Linked DNA regions of Homo sapiens: region 1 is linked to region 2. A link is a contact called in ENCODE Hi-C or POLR2A ChIA-PET data. All regions are on one chromosome and are shown on one strand. The core of a region is the stretch at or near the end of the contact, and the rest is flanking DNA. Distances in the headings are between cores, read along the strand shown.

What was found. Hi-C counts contacts between places; a loop is a spot of excess contacts on that map. ChIA-PET counts read pairs that join two places held with the same protein, here RNA polymerase II (POLR2A). Pooled maps may share reads with other maps.
Region 1: a loop to region 2 is called in a map of IMR-90, with 5 times the contacts of the local background. The contact joins the enhancer-like site here to the promoter of COL18A1-AS1 in region 2. A Hi-C loop is called at or near these places in 37 of 168 maps with a recorded cell type or tissue (Caco-2, IMR-90, K562 and 17 more) and 24 of 50 pooled maps. POLR2A ChIA-PET finds 5 or more read pairs at or near these places in 3 of 52 experiments (A673, HepG2 and K562).

Annotation. Positions count from the first base shown.
Region 1 is chr21:45,385,807-45,388,976 of GRCh38, forward strand. No RefSeq gene overlaps it. Among named protein-coding and RNA genes, the nearest start is that of COL18A1, 18 kb to the right of the region's middle. RefSeq lists an enhancer at 2,604-3,170. Within about 2 kb of position 1,345, at least 13 of the 41 ENCODE cell types and tissues checked have a DNase peak (open chromatin) inside an H3K27ac peak, as active enhancers do; they include PC-3, adrenal gland, ovary and 1 more, where a contact is called at or near this core.
Region 2 is chr21:45,423,465-45,426,780 of GRCh38, forward strand. It overlaps COL18A1-AS1 (COL18A1 antisense RNA 1), which reads right to left and starts at 1,606. Exons shown (of 3, transcript NR_027498.1): 1 at 1,420-1,606. The region is part of intron 2 of COL18A1 (collagen type XVIII alpha 1 chain); the gene reads left to right. RefSeq lists enhancers at 629-1,226, 1,227-1,825 and a silencer at 1,284-1,493.

The DNA.
Region 1 (3,170 bases), core at 95-2,594, 38 kb before region 2:
GTCCTAGGCTGGTGGACGTGGCTCTCGAGAGGCCTGTGGACTGATTCCACCACACGTGGCTGCCTCTCCGTGAGCCGCACGGGCAGCGTGCTAGGCCTGCGTGCCTCGCCGGAGGGAGGGCTGAGTCGCACTGGCTGGGACATGGGAAACACGCCACCCAGCCACGCCAACTCCGAGGCAGACGAATGCCACTTTCTGCATGATATTTCCCCCAGATGTCCGCATCTTTCCCCCAGATGTCATCAGTGCCTGCTTCCCTCCCTGTGGAGGGCTCTGAGGGCCGACCCCCAAAGTCCATCTTTCCCCCAGATGTCATCAGTGCCTGCTTCCCTCCTTGTGGAGGGCTCTGACGGCCGACCCCCAAAGTCCATCTTTCCCCCAGATGTCATCAGTGCCTGCTTCCCTCCCTGTGGAGGGCTCTGAGGGCCGACCCCCAAAGTCCATCTTTCCCCCAGATGTCATCAGTACCTGCTTCCCTCCTTGTGGAGGGCTCTGACGGCCGACCCCAGGGTGGGAGAGGGCCAGCCCCCCAGCAGCAGGAGCAGTTTAAACTGCGGGTAAGTGTGCTCCAGGGGCCCTGGTTCTGCAGAGCCACACGCCGAGGCTCCTGAGCTATGTGAGGAATCCAGGGTGCAGCTCACTGCGTGTCGCCCAACTGCCCTGGGAACCGGCACTGCAGGGTCAGGTGCATCCCTTTCCATGTGAGCTCCTGGCCAGCCCAGGCAGACAGGGGAGGCCACACAGCTTCCAGGCAGGCAGCGGCTGGGCCTGAGCTGGCCCATACCTGCCGGGCTCCTGTCCCACCGGCTGTGTCCGGCCAGCCAGGGCTGGGGACATACACACCTGAGCTGCTCTCAGGAGCACTTTTACTGGAACCTCGAGGAACCTCAACCTCCTTGTTTCTAGGTTGCAGCTCCATTACGTGCTCTGCAAGTGAAAGATGCTGAGGTGGACACTAACGTCGGGAGGGAAGCCTAAACATTGACGTCATCTGTGCAAAAAGTCAGGAGCATCCACAGGTCCACTCTGTCCCGGACACGTTCTCAAAGTCAGGAGCATCCACAGATCCACTCTGTCCCGGACACGCTCTCACGCTCTCTCCGGTTTGACTTTGCAATAACACAGCCCACGAGGGTCACCGTGACCTTGAAACAGTCCTGGCTACTTTAAAATTAGCTGCCCCTAGGAGCATGGAAGATGATTCATCCCGTGACAAATCTTGCCTTATGTCTCTTTTAAACACACACATCTGGGTATCAGGCAGCCTCACGGGGGCAGCTTGGTTGTGCTGGAACTCAGCCTCATTGACTCCGGTTTCATGTGCACAGAAACTGACTTTGAAACTTGCAGGAAGAGGCTGTCCTGGAAGAAGCTGCAGCCTGCAGAGACGGCCCTGGGCTTCCTGCATCGCTCCCTTCCTGCCACGGGGCTGTGCCAGGAGCTTCCATGCAGCTCTCACACACAAGGCAGGTCCCCAGCTGGCTCTCTGCAGAGCCTGACCTGAGGCACCCATTCGATGAGAGCAGGTTCTCTCAGTGTAGAACCCAGACCAGCAGAAGCCGCATCACAGGGACGCTTCAGAGACGCACTGCTCAGCCCAGAACTGCCAGGCCTGGCAGCCGGGGTGCGGGGACCCTGGGACCCTGATGTTGTGTGAGTTCAGGAAAAACAGCGTTGCCTTCCTGAATGCTGTTCCATTTACTTCTAGCTCCTACGTGTTTCTTCAAGTAAAACACAGTCGAGCCTCATTATTCATGGGCAAATTTGCCTACTTACTAGCATTTACCCTAACCCAGATTCAATACTCAGGGCACCTCCACGGTCATTGGTGGACGTCACAGCGTCACAGCAATGAGACGTGAGTTTCCTGACACGGTGTCTGGGCGGGGGCAGAACGAGCCATGCTTTGGTGTCTCGTTTGTGTGTGCGTGAGTGTGTGAATGTGGGAGTATGTGAGTGTGTGTTCATGTGTGTGTTCGTAAGCGTGTTCTCACCTCAACACTAACAACCCTGACTGGCATGTGATGGCAGCCTCATGGGGCTCCAAGCCCATGTGTATGGGCTCCCTGTCTGTGCTGGAAGGTTCTACAGCAAAAATCAGCCCCTGCTCACCAGAGGCAAACTGAGCATGAAAGGAAATGAAAGACGTGAACTTTAATGCCTCTCATGTGCCGGGAGAACGAGGTCACACAGCAAATCACGGCTCTTGGGAATCAGGATGTGTTTGAAAACTTCAGGGGCTCTGAGCCCTCATGAACCCAACCGATGGGCAAGCAGCCCAGGCCCAGGCTGGAGATGGGGATGGGGCTGGCCATGGTCCCTGCCAGGAGCTGGAAGCCACTCCCGCCCCTCCTGCTCTCTCCATGTCCACTGGACACTGTCCCTGGTCCTGGGAGAAGAGGGAAGGCCTCTCAGCCTCCACTGGAGGGACTGCTGGGCGAGCCTGATCTACACCACAGCACTCCCCACCACAGGAGCGACTTCACTGACCCCAAGGGGGACACTTCCCTTAAAAGGATCATCCCACACTGACCCTTGTCTTGGGAATCCCAAGTCGGAGGTCACGTCAGAGGCAGGAATCCAGGCTCAGGGACATCTGCCCTGTCCCCAGAGGTCTTTGTTGTCCGAAGCCCTGCATTCTCTGGCTCTAAGGAATTCTGAAGCTATTTTGGACACTGCAGCCCTTCCCAGGGTGGCCAGAAGAGGACAGGCAGGCTTGCTTGGGGTGGGAGGAAGCCGTGGTCCACACTGGAGCATAGAAACCAGCCCTGTAAGCCACCCTGCTGGCCTCACAGGTTGTAGGGAGCAAAGGCCGTGTTGAAGCCCAGGAGCCCCTCAGGAAGGAAACCCCTCAGACTAGGGAACATGGGGAGTGGGCAGCCACTCCTCCCCACCCTCAGGCCCATAAGCTGCACTCCCCACAGTCCCCAGGTTCATCCACAGGGAGGCCCCAGCAGGAAGGCAGGGCCAGGGCGCAGGGCGAGGTCGGGGGAATGGACTCCCCTGGGTTTCTCCCTGCCGATCGCTGTAGTGGTTGAGTCCTCCACTGAGCACAGCCACTCCTGTAGGCTTACCCCGCTGCAGCTCGCTCTCGGATCCTAATAAACAAGTGAGTCCTCCACTGAGCACGGCCACTCCTGTAGGCTCACCCCACTGGAGCTCGCTCTCGG
Region 2 (3,316 bases), core at 356-2,855:
GTCCACACACAGCTGGGCGCCCGCCCCCCGCCCCCCGCCCCCCGGAGGGCCCGGCTCCAAGGGTCATATGAGTGGATCTGGAGGTCGGCCTCTCTTGAATCCCAGCCTCCTCGGGGTCAGCCCAGGTTGTCCCCACCCCCACCTGAGTTACTGCGGAACCAAGGGGCTCATGGCCATTGAGTGACTCCAGTTAATGCTGAATTAGGTACCTCAGGCTTGAGTCAAATATTAACAGAGGAGGCCGGCCAGAGCTCCCCAGTGTTTGGAGGATAGCTTGGTTTTCTCCCTGAGTGCATTGCCCATACCGGGTGGAGGCAGTTCCGTCCTGCAGACTCCGTGGTTCTGAGTTGGAGCCCTTACTGGCCAGTTTAAGACCCTCTTGGAGCAGGGTTCTGCAGTGTCCTGGGGGCAGAGGCCTGACGCACTCAGCTGCTCGCCCAGGGCCCTCCTGTTGGGCATTTGGATTTGGAATCTGAGGCTGTAGGAGCAGCTGCCTCCCAGTGAATTCTGATGCACAGACAGGGGCCTGTCCTGCCAGCAGGTCCTGCAGACGGAGCCGGGCCAGGGTGCTGGGCAGTGCTGCGGGGCCCTGGTGGAAACAGTCCCTGCAGAGGGTCCCGGGCACTGGTGCTGGGGGGAGGGTAGGGCTTAAGGAGGCCTCATGTCGGGACCCTGGCAGGCCACCCCACCTCCCGCAGTGCCCGGTCCGCCATCCACAGTGACACAGGGACACCTTCTCAGGTGGAGGAGGTGGCAGTCACGGCAATTCAGGAGCAAACCCAGGCTTCCTGTGCCTCTGTGGTGGGCCCTGGTGGTGTTGGCAGGCCCAGGGCACAGGCAGGCTCAGGGCTCTGCTGGGGAGCAGTGGGAGGCCCTCTCTGCAGGGCGGAGAGCCAGGTGAGGAGGTGTGTGGCGCAGGTAAACACGCCTGGAGCGCAGCTCTGCTGTGGGTTAGCCGTGGGTCTCTGGGCGAGGGTTCCCGGGATACAGACACCTGCCCCAAGGTGCCCCACAGAGGATGACCCCCAGGGCAGCCGTGCCTGAGCCTGCGTGGTCACCTCCCACAGTGCCAAGGCGCTCCCCCAAGGCCCCTGCGGCCCACCTGACCAGTGGAGAACTCGCGAGCACTCGGCCAGTGGTGCCTCCAATTTGCAGCCTCCAATCCCTGGTCAGAGGTGTGACCTGACCCTGGACCAGAGCGCTGGGCCAGGTCCTGGTGGCTTCTGCCCTTCAGCTTGGAAGCTCCTGAAAACCGGCTCCCTTCCGGGGCAGCCCTTGGCCCCCACTGACCCTCCCTCAGTCCTAGGTGTGCAGTGGCGTGGGGACCCTGGGAGGCCCGTGGCGCAGCCCCTTCCCGCCTCCTGCCCGTCGGTTTCCATTGCTCAGGCACTGCCTCGCCCGCGCCTCTTTCTCCCAGACCTGAGCCACCGCTGCCAGGATCCTTCCCCAGCTGGTTTTCCTTCTCTTTGATGTGTTTCCACTGAGGGTCCAAACCGGTCCAGGCGCGGGTTCCAGAACTTTCTTCAGATCTCTCGCACCTGAAAATTTCCTCTGTAGCCATTCGCAGGAGGTTTCTCAGATGCCCCGGGCTCGGGGGCCAGTCAGTCTCATGAGGACGGGGTGGGTCTGACTTGTGGCATCGCGGCCTCTCCATCGGTGCTGCTGGGCCTGTGAGCCAATGGGTGGGCAGCACCACCCACCGCCTCCTTCCTCACACCAGTCTTGGGCTGCGCAGAGCCCCAGCCATGTGTGTGCTGAGTGCAGTGTGACCGCGTCCGCCCGTCTCCCCGGACACGCCTGTTGGAGCCCCGGCCGTGTGTGTGTGTGTGCTGTGAGTGCAGTGTGACCGCGTCCACCTGTCTCCCTGGACACGCCTGTCAGAGCCCCAGACTGGGCTCCCCTGGAGGACCCTGGTGCTGACACAGAGTCAGCGGGTCCCTGGGGTCCCTGCAACTGTCCCCCAAGAGGTGTGCATGGAGGTGGACCCCCTGCCTCACCCTCGGGTGGCCCAAGGCCTCTGAAAACCGTCACGGCAGGGGTCACAACCCCACTCACCCACACCCTCCTGCATGAACACTGCACAGCTACCTCCCGTGGGCTGCCCTGTGAGGTGTGGAGCTGGGCTGCAGACTTGCACAAGGTGGGGTCCTGTGTCTGGAGTCAGAGGGTCCCTCTCGTCGTCCAGCCTCCCCGGCTCCTCAGGGGGAGGTTCGGGGCCTTTGGTCTCTGGACTTGGGCAGCAGAAAGGAAACATCCCTGGGGGCCTGTGGTGACCCCCATCCTCCCCAGGGTGGTCTGGCAGGGGACACTGTTTTCCAAAGCAAAGCCAGAGCGCCAAGGGCTCTCGGGATTCACGAGATCCACATTTATCCCAAGTTAGAACAGCACATCTGTGCGTGCAAACTTCATTCTGACTTCGGCCGGCTGTCCTTCTTGCCCAAAGCACCGTGAGGCCTCATCCCTGCATCCCTGTTGCTTCTTTCATGTGGGATGAGAACCCAGGAAGGGGCTGAGTGTGACTCCTCTGGTTTTTAGAGAGCACTGCCCCCGCCCCGCCCCCTCCTGCTTCCCCACCTTTTCACAGTTGCCTGGCTGGGGCGTAAGTGAATTGACAGCATTTAGTTTGAGTGACTTTCGAGTTACTTTTTTTCTTTTTTTGAGACAGAGTCTCGCTCTGTCGCCCAGGGTGGACTGCAGTGGTGTAATCTTGGCTCACTGCAACCTCTACCTCCCGGGTTCAAGCGATTCTCACATCTCAGCCTCTGGAGTAGCTGGAATTACAGGCGCCCGCCACCACACCTGGCTAATTTTTGTGTTTTTAGTAGAGATGGGGTTTCACCATGTTGGCCAGGCTGGTCTCGAACTCCTGACCTCAGGTGATCCGCCTGCCTTGGCCTCCCAAAGTGCTGGGATTACAGGTGTGAGCCACCGAGCCTGGCCTGGAGTTATTTTGGGAGAGGGCAGCCCCTGGTTCAGCGTGGCGAGGCTGCGCTTGCTCTCCCGGGCGGGCGTCCACACCCTCCTCGCCGAGATGGAGAAGCCCAAACCCCTGCAGCGCTCCCCCATCACGTCCGGCCCTGGAAGCCCCCGGAAACCCTGCCACGCCCTGAGTGGGAGAGCGCAGGTCCCTTTCCGGCCCTGGAAGCCCCCAGAAACCCTTGGGTGCCAGGCCTGGCCGGGACAGCAGCGACACTGCATGCTCAGCCCTTGCGTGAGACCACGGGAGTGTCCGCCCTCTGCACGTGCTGCTGATTGCCCACTTCGTCCAGCAGGTTTGGGAGCTTGTGGCTGCATCCTCCTGCAGACACTTGCCCAT